Linked DNA regions of Homo sapiens: region 1 is linked to region 2. A link is a contact called in ENCODE Hi-C or POLR2A ChIA-PET data. All regions are on one chromosome and are shown on one strand. The core of a region is the stretch at or near the end of the contact, and the rest is flanking DNA. Distances in the headings are between cores, read along the strand shown.

Evidence for each region. Hi-C counts contacts between places; a loop is a spot of excess contacts on that map. ChIA-PET counts read pairs that join two places held with the same protein, here RNA polymerase II (POLR2A).
Region 1: a loop to region 2 is called in a map of KBM-7, with 2.9 times the contacts of the local background. The contact joins two enhancer-like sites. A Hi-C loop is called at or near these places in 4 of 168 maps with a recorded cell type or tissue (Caco-2, DLD1, KBM-7 and 1 more). POLR2A ChIA-PET finds 5 or more read pairs at or near these places in 8 of 52 experiments (Caco-2, MCF 10A, OCI-LY7 and 5 more).

The regions. Positions count from the first base shown.
Region 1 is chr20:49,098,789-49,104,881 of GRCh38, reverse strand. No RefSeq gene overlaps it. Among named protein-coding and RNA genes, the nearest start is that of CSE1L, 56 kb to the right of the region's middle. Within about 2 kb of position 3,766, at least 2 of the 41 ENCODE cell types and tissues checked have a DNase peak (open chromatin) inside an H3K27ac peak, as active enhancers do.
Region 2 is chr20:49,165,128-49,171,127 of GRCh38, reverse strand. STAU1 (staufen double-stranded RNA binding protein 1) reads left to right here. Exons shown (of 14, transcript NM_017453.4): 3 at 4,843-5,131. The coding sequence starts at 4,927. Among named protein-coding and RNA genes, the nearest start is that of STAU1, 20 kb to the left of the region's middle. Within about 2 kb of position 4,412, at least 2 of the 41 ENCODE cell types and tissues checked have a DNase peak (open chromatin) inside an H3K27ac peak, as active enhancers do.

The DNA.
Region 1 (6,093 bases), core at 2,517-5,016, 66 kb after region 2:
AGCCTACTGAATAGCTGGGACTACAGGTATGTGCCATTATGCCCAGCTAATTACAAAAATTTTTTTTGTAGAGATGTGGTCTCACTGTGTACCCAGGCTGGTCTCAAACTTGAGGTCAAGCAATCCTCCCACTTTTGGCTCCCAGAGTGCTGGGAGGCATGGGTCACCATGCCTGGCCTAAGATGGTTTTTTAATTTAAAAGTAGATTATGAAAAATTTGGAAGTTGCCCACAAGCCCTGTATCCAATCATAAATCTTAGTGTGTCTTCCACCCTTTCCCAGGCAGCTCTACCACGACCTTACCTACAGTGCACACACAATGGCTCTTTCAGTTGTCAAGCGAGCTTTGAGGTGTGCCTGGAGCTTTGATTTTGCTTGGTCTCCAGAGCTTGATGGGGCACAGGCAGGATCAGGTGACAGCCCCTCCTCTTCAGAGCTGGGCTGCTCCAGTCTGGCTAGTGATTGTTCCCACTCCTTAGACTGCAGTAGCGGCCTCACTAGGAATCTCCTCCTGACCCTGGATGGATTAGCAGGCAGCTGATGCCCCTTTGGAATAAGGATCTCTACTAAGGGTCTGTCAGCATCCTGTGCGTCACTTCTTCAGACTCTGTTCTTTGTAGTAGTTGCCTTTTTGAGTCTATTTGTTATGGCTGCCAAAAGACCTCCCAAGGCAGATGGCCTGAGATTCTCTGTAGTTTGGAAGTCGCTTGGCCCTTTTGCTGTGCAAACCTCTGACTGGTGTCTGTTCTGTACGCAGAGTGTATGTGCACCTGGTGGGTGGCTGAAAATGTGCTGGCAACTTTGTAATGTGTGCCTGAAAATTCTGAGTCTTAGTAAGTTTCTTTCCTGGTTCCTTGGATTTATGAACAAGTACAATGTAAACACCGTTCAAGGCTGAATCAAACTTCAGCTAAGAAAACTGGAAATGCTCAGAACTTCTGCAGCCCAGGGGCCACATTATTTTTGGCCCAGCGAGGCCCATAGCTCCCGGGGTGATGATGCTCAGCCCCATGGGCCCTAATTACCACAGCTCATCTTTTTTCTGCCACCTCTTGCACAAAAGTAAAGCTGTTAATTTCACATCTTTAAAATGTGGTCCCTTCCAATTTTTGTGGTCATGAAGCTTTAGACCACTGTTCTCAAACCTGATCTTCACAATTTTTGCTACCGTCTATGTCTTACTTACTTTTACTTAGCTTTATCCTAAGTCATGGCTCACCAAATTGAACATGCATCCCATCACCTGGATGGGTTGTTAAAAGGTTGCTGGGTCTCATTCCCAGAGTTTTTGATGAAGTAGTTTCTACTAAGCACTTAGGTGCTAAGTGATGTTGACGGTACTTTAAGAACCACTGTCCTAAGCAATATCACCCATGAATTCCTAGTGACTTTTTTCTAGTACAAAATATACAGCCATAAATGACTGCGGTTCCTCTGACAGCACTCCAAATCTTGTGAATCCTGGTGGGAACTGCTGCCTCAGGGGAAGTGCAGGGTGACTTTGGCCTGATGTGCCTCAGCTGGCTCTGGAGCACCTCTGGCCCATCCCGTGGCCAAATCCATCCTTTAGTTTCCTAAGCACTCAGTTCCTAAGCACAGTGGGGAGGGCCAGGTGTTCCCATGGCTGGGGTTTGGAAGGGCCAACCTGTGGCAGTTGGCTTAGGTTGCTGCTTCCTCCTGACTGGCCAGGATGCTGTGCAGGCACCACTTTAGAGACGTCTTCCCTGGTTCCCGCCTGAGATCGATAAACATGGCAGAGGAGGCTCTTTGTGTGGGGCTGCCTCCACCTGGACATCAAACCTGTGGCAGGGGTTGCCTGGCCTTTCCAGGACACCAAGACTTCCTCTGTCTTGGATGGGGAGGACCTGGCGAGTGCCAAGCTTCTCCTCCCCGTGCCCTGCTGGACCCACTTAAGAGGGACTCGGGATCTGTCTTCTCTGCTATTTGCTGCAGAAGCACAGGTTGCTGGGAGCAGCGATCCTTTTCCCCTCTGGATCCAAAAGCGTTGCCTCTAACTGCTTACAAGGCGTTATCTTTCCAGTCCAAGGTGAATAAACCTGTTCTCGTTTTGCTTCTCACTTCTCCAAGAGGTCTCCTTTTCCATGAGGTCTGAGAAAACAGTCTTGGGACTTACCTATTGTGGCTCTTTCTTGACATGAACACTGCGTCTATGTTGCCAGATTTTTATCTCACACCATCCCATGTGTAAGGGAAAAAACCCAGAAATCGGCACAACTTCATAGTTTGTCTCCCTTCCCCAACCACACAGTGAGCTGCTTTACCAGACACCTTCCTAGAATGGAGGGGCTGGAGGAACTGACCATCAGCCCACAGCAGTTCCTTATTATCAGGGGTTCTTAGCTCATTCAGAGAAACCAAAGGAAAATGCCTCTAAATTATTTTCAAAGGGTCCATGAAACTCCTTTGCCCTATCAAAGAGCAGTCCTACTAAGAATACCTCAGGGTAGACCCTAAGGATGAGCCCTGCCTTGCAGTCACAAAGCTCAGCCACCATGTTTCTCAGACAAGGAGTAAGAGCAAGGACCAAGCAGGAGGAGGTTTGCAGAGCAAATGCTTAGGGTTTACGAAATGGAATAAACGGTCATGTCCAGCAGGCTGGATACAGGATTGTGCCTAGGGATTGGTGCGGGGGATGCTCCTATGAATAGGGACCCAAGAATTGTCACAACCAAAAAACACCCATAGTGTATATTTTAAAAACTTATTAGCAAAATGCCTTGTGATCATGCCCTTATTAGCTGATTAGCTGTTTCTAACTTTTGCCAAACCATGGCATAAGTGGCTAAGCCAGAATGCTCTGGAAACCAGACTGCCAGGGTTTCAATCCCGGCTTTATCCAGCTGTGTGATTCGGTAAGTTTCTGTACTCAGGAATAAGAGTGTGAACCTGTTTGATTCTCAAAGACTGCATGAATAGTATTTAGGCACAGTTTTGGGGTGGGGGTCATTGAGGGGAAAGGAAAAGTAGAGTAGAAAAATGAACTACTTTAGAACAACAAGGCTAACAGGCAAAAGCAATGAATCAAGAAAAAAAAAATCATGTGGTATTCTAGGCTGAGCACACGTTTATCTCCCACAATGAGAATCCATTAATGACAGCAAAGAGGAGAGGGAGGTCAGCAGTAGGGAGTTTCTGACACAGCAAAGTGGATACACATGAATCCTGAAAGGTGACCTCGCAAAGTGGAAGCCAGGGCCCTGAACACCAGCAAGACAGGCCAGTGGGGATAGGAGCTCATCTGCCCCCTGGAACACTGGAATGGAGAGGCTCCAATGGGGAACCCTAGCAGCCTACCTCAAGAACTGTTGTGGCCCACAAGAGCCAGGGCTGTAAAAAGAAATCCAGGGGCAGAGTGGAAGGCACGCCATGTAATACCCAGGATGAAAAAGAAAGCTAATAAAAGTCCAGAAAAACCACCATGAGAAAGTCAGGATCCAAACAGAACACAAGCTAAAATGGGGAGTACCTTTGAGCAACTGATGAAATATGAGGAGCAAACTCCATTCCATTTGACCTTAACCTTACGAACATTCATTCTCTCTTGAGGGATGCAGAAGTCAAGACATGAGGAGAGGGAAATGTAATCTTTGCACACTGCTTGACACAGCATTAAGCCCAGTTCACACTGTCATAACAAGTGTTTATCAGCTTCACCTTTTAAAAGGGAACTACAGATAATGCACAGAAAACAACTGGAAATATCTCCTTCAACAATGTGAAAGTGAAAGCAGAACCCAGCAATTAGCAAGCCTGAGAGGCAGAGGGTAGGGACACATCTTCGTTGTCAACGCTGAGGATTCAAGAGACATTGACAAAGATGATTAAATATTTTTAAAAAACAAAATGCTATTACAGATGCTCCTCAACTTACGATGGGGTCACATCCTGATAAACTCACCATAAACTGAAAATATCATAAGTTAAAATGCATTTTAATACACTTAACCGACCCACCATCCTAGCTCAGTCTAGCCTACTTCAAACATGCTCAGAACGCTTACATTCACCTACAGCTGGGCAAAATCACCTAACACAAAACCAATTTAATAATGAAGAGTTGAGGCCATGTGTGGTAGCTCAAGCCAGTAATCCCAGCACTTTGTGAGACCCAGGTAGGCAGTTCACTTGAGGCCAGGAGTTCGAGACCAGCCTGGCCAACATGGTGAAACCCCCGTCTCTACTAAAAAATACAAAAAATTAGCTCGGCATGGTGGTGTGCACCTGTAGTCCCAGCTACTTGGGAGGCTGAGACAGGAGAATTGCTTGAACCTGGGAGATGGAGGTTGCAGTGAGCTGAGATCGTGCCAATGCACTACAGCCTGGGTAGGAGAGTTAGACTCCGTCTCAAATAAATAAATAAATAAATAAATAAATAAATAAATAAATAAATAAAGTAAATTGGAAAGCAGCTATGCTCACCACTATACCAACGTGGCCAACATGGTGAAACTGTCTCTACTAAAAATACAAAAATTAGCCAAGCATGGTGGAAGGTGCCTGTAATCCCAGCTACTCAGGAGGCTGAGGCAGGAGAATTGCTTGAAACCAGGAGGCAGAGGTTGCAGTGAGCTGAGATTGCACCACTGTACTCCAGCCTGGGCGGCAGAGCAAGACTCCCTCTCAACAACAACAAAGTTAAATTTAAAAAAAATGAATTCTACCACATGTATGTAATAGTTTGATTAAATGCCAATCTGATTATGCCTCAGAAGTAAGGAAAAGTACCATTTTTACTTATCAAAATGGCAACCAAATAATGCCCAGTGTAGGTAAAGGTGTGTTAAAGAAACTGACATGAACTTTGCACAAGAAAATTGGCTCTAATTCCACCTTCAGGAACTAAAAATTGATGCATAAAGATGTTCATCTCAAGAGTTGTCTACAAAATCAGAAAACCTCCAAGACATCCAGCAATGACTACAATTACATAATCTGGTAATGATATATCCTAATGATAAATCACATATATCCACTGAATGTTTACCAAGTAAATATGGTTTAAAAAAATTACAAAACTATATACAGAATGATCTCAAATGAACCAAAATGCTTAATGTAGGTAGGAATATGAATTATTTTTAATTTTTAAATATTTTTTCTTTATTTTCCAAGTTTCCCACAAAGAAAATACATTTAAAATAAAAAGTCGGTGGCCAGATGTGGTGGCTCACACCTGTACTCCCAGCACTTTGGGAGGCCGAGGCAGGTGGATCACTTGAGGTCAGGAGTTTGAGACCAGCCTGACAAAACATGGTGAAACCCTGTCTCTACTAAAAATACAAAAGTTAGCTGGGCGTGGTGGCGCGTGCCTGTAATTCCAGCTACTCGGGAGGCTGAGGCTGGGGAATCACTTGAAACCAGGAGGTGGAGGTTGCAGTGAGCCGAGATCACGCCTCTGCACTTCAGCCTGGGCTGAGCAAGACTCCATCTCAAAAAAATAAATACATAAAAATAATTTAAAAACTCAATTATTTAAAAATCAGCTTGTTAAAAGACATGATTGAATACCATGGAGAATGAATGCACCTAGCAGGAAGCTCTGATGAGAAACCTGGCAATACTTCCCTTCTGTAAAAACACCCTGGGGTACAGGTGGGGCCGCCCATGCCAGGACTCTTCTCCACAAAGCCTTCCCGCCTTCCAGGTATGCAGCACATTGGTAAGTGTGCTCAGTAACAAACGCTTCCTCCCACCCAAGCCCTCTGCTCCCCCAGCAGCTTTTCCTGATGTGTGCTTACTCTGCACAGGTTCTCTGCTTGAGTACTCTACATGCATCATCTCATTTTATTCTTACAACCACCTTGAAGGTAAATAATATGCTCATTTTTCAGAAGAGAAAAAAAAGGCATAGAGGTCAACTCATTTGCTCAAGGTCATAGTCAGTAGCAGTGCTGTAACTCAAACCCTGATCTTCATACCCACAGTGTGCATCACCACTGAGCTACAGTCAGTAAGGCTTGTGAAGAAAAAAGAAAAAAACCACTCCAGCAGTTTCTGTCCACCATGTCCTAAAATCTTTAAAGCCAGATATAAAAACTGTCTTGGACGATTGAATAAGCAACTTCAATAGAA
Region 2 (6,000 bases), core at 3,163-5,662:
TACATGTGATTGCTGAAAGATGTCGTCTTGTGTCTTTGAGGAAGAGTTTAACACACAGATCCTTTCCAGCATTTAAGAATGTGCAATCTGCCATTTATGGGTTCACATGTAATAGATGCTTAATAAGTTTTTGTAGACTATTGAGTGAATATATTTTAGAATTGCTATTGCTTTATAACAGCGAGGCACAGGAGTGCTCCTTTGTATCTGTATATCCATCTTACATCAGATTTACCAAAGGACTTGCAAGGGGAGACATTTAGTGAAATGTTTGTGATGATCTGAAAAGGAGGCTTCTCCAGAATTGGGATGACTTCTTTCCTTCTTTTTTTTTTTTTTTTTCCCAGACACATCTTGTTTGGAAATATCACTTATTATGAAGGAGACTGATATGTTGATTAAACAAAAGTATAGCTACTGCATTATAAGTTGTGTTAATCCGGTTTAAAAATTACTTATTAAAAATGTTTTTCTGGCTGGGCACGGTGGCTCATGTCTATAATCCCAGCACTTTGTTGAGGCCAAGACAGGCGGATCACTTGAGGCCAGGAGTTAAAGACCAGCCTGACCAACATGGTGAAACCCCATTTCTACTAAAAACACAAAATAATTAGCCAGGTGTGGTGGTACACACCTGTAGTTCCCGCTACTCGGGAGGCTGACACAGGAGAATCACTTGAACCTGGGAGGCAGAGGTTACGGTGAGCCAAGATCGTGCCACTGCACTCCAACCTGGACGACAGAGTGAGACTGTCTCCAGAAAAAAAATGTTTTTCCATAATTGCTTAAGTATTTCATAGTACAAAGATTTAACAGTCTGTAAGTTGAAAGTGGATAAGACTAACCATGTATTAGTAGCACAAGATAATTAAAAGACTAAGCACGATTGCAGATAGTTCTGTAAACCATTTCTAGAAGGGTCTGCCTTCTTGTATATTAAATCACTCGGACTGTGCTCAGTATGGTCTAGTCTTGGTAGGTTCACTGCTGAGTGCTGAATACACATTTTGTGACCACTTTTTAGTACATCATGTATAATTTAAAAAAAACTTTCGTAGCGCTCATGTGCCCAGATTCTCCTTCACCACAACCCATAGAAACTATTTGGCACTTGTAAAACGGTAACTGCCAGCCAAAGCAAGATTCTGTTTTTATGAGAAGATTTTTGTGTTACCAAGCCAATCTTAAGAACCAGGAGGACATGGAATTAAGGAATCTTTTAAAAGAAACACCTATAACTCTATCATTTTGCAGCTTGTATTATGGTGCTTATGTATGCTATGTAAAATTAGGGCTTGAGCCTAAGATGAGTATGTTTTGTTGATCTGGTGTCTAAAGCCCTTCAAATAGGGAAAGAACCAGGAGATGAAAGGTCCTCATCTGTGTGGGAGGCAGAAAGGCAGGAAAATGGCAGCACAACACAATTCACAGTAAGAGGTGTTTTCCAGCACCAGCGAGATCTGAAGAATCTTTGCGTTTCAAACTTCTCAACCTAATTTTACTGTGTATAAAATAGTGTTTGTCTCTAAGAAGACTCTAACAAAACATTTTGATCTCTCAAGTCCTTAATTTACCTGGTGGAAAACAATCCTTAAAGACAGGTTTAAAGGAAAAGACTTATTTGCATTTAAGGACTTAGTCTTCAGGACAGTACTGTTGAGCAACAGGTTTAGAATTTACACAGAAGTTCTATTTCCAAAGTTCCACAGTTCCTTGAAGGCTGCTATGAACTATATCTATATCAGTAATGAAAAACTTAATTTGTTCCTTGAGTTATGTGGGCAAATGATATATTTTCCCCCATTCATCACTGTGATGTCTGTTCCGGCTTCTCTTTGGGAGAGGAGCATCTGTTTGGGTGCTAAAACATTAGCATCAGGCCAGGCGCAGTGGCTCATGCCTGTAATCCTAGCACTTAGGGAGGCTGAGGCAGGAGGATCACTTGAGATCAGGAGTTCAAGATCAGCCTGGCCAGCATGGTGAAACGCTGTCTCTACTAAAAATACAAAATTAGCCGGGTGTGGTGGTACACGCCTGTAATCCTAAGTACTCGGGAGACTAAGGCAGGAAAATCGCTTGAACCCAGAAGGCGGAGTTTGCAGTGAGCGGAGATCACACCACTGCACTCCACCCTAGGCAACAGAGCGAGACTGTCTCAAAAAAAAAAAAAAAATTAGCATCTATTTTTTAGGGCCTTTCGAGATAGAAAGGGGATTTTCTTTTCCTGTCTAAGAATATAAGCTACTTGTTACATTAGTAAGATTGTATTGTGTGGGTTAGTATATGTGTGCTTGTAACAGTATCCCTGGCTCCTCTATCCACTAAATATCAGTAGGTTCCCCATTCTGCACACTGGTTGTGACAACCAAAAAATGTCTCCAGACATTGGCAGATGTCTCCTGGGGGAACAAAATTGCTCCCTTTTGAGAATCACTACCTTAGATGCTCTGTTCAGGCTTAAATAAGACACATAAAAATTTTAAACTAGCAGGTGACTAATAATTTGTGAGTATTGTTTGTTGCATTTTCATATTTATCATGTTGGAAATTTAAATTTACCTAGTCTTATTTGGAGAGTTTAACTTTTTTTTTTTGGTTTGTTTTGTTTTGAACTACATATTTCAACCAACTGTTAGATGTTAAGTCCTTTAAGTGAATTTAAGGGTAACATTTTTGAGGCAGTCTTAATTTAAAAAGCCTATTCCTTTCTCAGCTTCTAGAAAACTTACATATTTATGACTGACTTGAGCAGAGTGCGGTGCCTCACACTTGTAATCCCAGGACTTTGGGAGGCTGAAGTGGGCAGATCACCTGAGGTCAGGAGTTTGAGAGCAGCCTGGCCAACCTGGCGAAATGCTGTCTCTGCTAAAAATACAAAAACTAGCCAGGCATGGTGGCTCATGCCTGTAATCCTAGCTACTTGGGAGACTGAGGCAGGAAAATTGCTTGAGCCCAGGAGGCAGAGGTTGCAGTGAGCTAAGTTTGCAACACTGCACTCCAGCCTGGGCGACAAAGCTCTGTCTCGGAAAAAAAAAAAAAAAATTAAAAATTTATCACTGACTTGAAATCCTGGCAGTCAGCCTGCTTTAGAGAACATTAACCAAAAATCCCTTGGTCCACACCCTTTCTAAATTTAGGCATTCATTCAGAGTCTTAAACTCTAAGAGCCACTCAGGACACAGTTGGGTTGCTCTTTCTGGGATGGGGGTAGATTCTGGAGCAGATACTTTACTCCTAGCTCATTTTTTGACCTTGAGACCTGTGGTTGGTGTTGTGAAGTCGTACATACACAAGTGACTTTTTTGTTTTAAAAAGTGCTCTCAAGATAGTTTACAAAAAGCAGGAAAAGGAGGAGTGAGTGAATAAATGAAGAGAGGGGAAGAGAGGAGGAAAAAAGTGTTTCTATTTTAGCAGCTGACGGAAAAAAAACCCAATGAAATAAGGTCATAGCTGACTTCTGAATGGTTCTGGACTTGTTTCTTGACACTGGCGACTTGTCTTCTAAGACCATTATGTAGATCTTCAATGGAACGCCTCTGTTATTTTGTTCTGATTCTGAAAGTAAAAAGGAACAACTGCACTCTTGGGGAATTTTGTTGAATAAGGTAATACTTATGCCTCTGCTATCCAGAGTCACATTTCGCTTGAGTTTCTTTTGAGTTTTGCAGTCCTTTTTGCTCTCAGTAAGAGAGAATGTGTTAGGACTCCTCAAGTAGCTTAATTGCTCTGGTCATTCATCTCTTTCTTGAGGACCAGCTTTAAAAATCATTTTGATACTTAAAAAAAATTAAAGTAACTGTTTCTTTATAATAGAACTTCTAATTAGTTGGTTTGCTGGTTTCTGCATTGGTTGGCTATTTCCTGAGAGACCTGTCATTTCTGTTCTTTGTTGCCACTGGTTATTTTTAAGTACTTTGACTCATTAAAAACATTTTCAGCTTTTAAAGGATGGCCATGAAAATGAACACAACTGTCCTTATTTTTGTCTCGTGAAGAAATTTAATGTATTTAGAAGTAATGCCTTCATTATTCTCTTAATTTACAATATGAAGTAAACAAGCTCCAGTGCTCCCCCACCCAACCACACCAGTAAAATTGCCAGTCTAAAATCCATTCCTGTCTTCTTCATCTCCACTTTTGCTTTTAATAGTATAAATTCTCTAGTATGGTCTTTGTTACTCACATCACTTCTCAGGATCTGTGAGCCTGGGTAGGGTTGTGATAGTTTCCTTGTTTGGGTTCTATAATTAAATGAGACCTCAAACAAGCCTTTTAGGAAAACAATACATCTCTCATCACCATAAAGAAAAAGAAACAGCAGAAGTATCCTACCTTCCTTCTGTCAACTTAAGGCCCTAAGGTTGTCAGTCTGAGCCTTGGTCCTTAAGAGGAAGCAGTGTTCACATTCACCTGTTCCTGGTATGATAAACCTAGTTTGCTTTCAGTTTCTTGTAATTTTGAGACCAGAAAGAAACCTTACTGTGCCCCAATTACTATGGAAACCTCTCCATACTTTCAAATTTGCATTTTTGAATGTAAGCTATAGTTTGCAATTCTTAATACTCACCAATAAATATTATACCCTACTGATTCTCTTTGTATAATGAATATGCAGAGCACACAGGTATTGTAAATCACTTAAAAAACACTGTGGGAAAGTCACAAGGCCAAGAAACTTACTGTATACCAAGGAGAAACATATTTCGAATAAATCAACATAGCTACATGCTAAATGGAGCTATTTTCATAAGTCAGTAGGTGACACCATTTTGACTGAATATTGGCAATTACATATCTCCTCTATAATTTACCTTTTTATTTTCTTTCCCTTACAACTTTTAGGTAGAACTTTAGACTTCATAGCACTGAATTAACCTGCACTGAAAGCTGTTTACCTGCATTTGTTCACTTTTGTTGAAAGTGACCATGTCTCAAGTTCAAGTGCAAGTTCAGAACCCATCTGCTGCTCTCTCAGGGAGCCAAATACTGAACAAGAACCAGTCTCTTCTCTCACAGCCTTTGATGAGTATTCCTTCTACTACTAGCTCTCTGCCCTCTGAAAATGCAGGTAGACCCATTCAAAACTCTGCTTTACCCTCTGCATCTATTACATCCACCAGTGCAGCTGCAGGTAAGCATATGAATCCAAGTGTCTTCTATTTCAAATGTTTTCTTACCCTGTTTTCTGATCTGATAGGTTGCAGATTTAGGGAGCTCTCACATTTACCTTCAAAAAGCAAAAGAAAGTATCACCACCCACACTTCTTTATCCCAGATATAGAACACTGGTTGTGTAAGGGGTTGACAGGGGCCTCAGTTGACAGACGATTGTAGGTTGTGAGAAAGAGAATTGAAAGCTGAAAACTACTCACACTATAAAGCCTCATCTGTTAAAGAGCGGTGGCTGGCAGAAAGAATTGAGCAGTAAATACCACCTTGGATATTCATCGTTGTATGGGATAATTCTGCATTTAAAATTATTTCCCAGAACAAGCCAGGTGCCGTGGCTCACGCCTGTAATCCCAGCACTTTGGGAGGTTGAGGCAGGTGGATCAGCAGAGGTCAGGAGTTTGAGACCAGCCTGGCCAACATGGTGAAACCCTGCCTCTACAAAAAATACACAAACTAGCTGGGCTTGGTGATGCACGCCCATAACAGCTACTCAGGAGGCTGAGGCAGGATAATTGCCTGAACCCTGGAGGTGGAGGTTGCAGTGAGCTGAGACTGTGCCACTTCACTCCAGCCTGGGCAAGAGGGAGACACTGTCTCAAAAAAAGAAAAAATAGGCCGGGCGCGGTGGCTCACGCCTGTAATCCCAGCACTTTGGGAGGCCAAGGCGGGCAGATCACGAGGTCATGAGTTCGAGACCAGCCTGGCCAATATGGTGAGACTCCGTCTCTACTAAAAATACAAAAAATAGCTGGGCATGGTGGTGCGTGCCTGTAGTCCCAGCTATTCGGGAGGCTGATATAGAAGAATCACTTGAACCCAGGAGGCAGA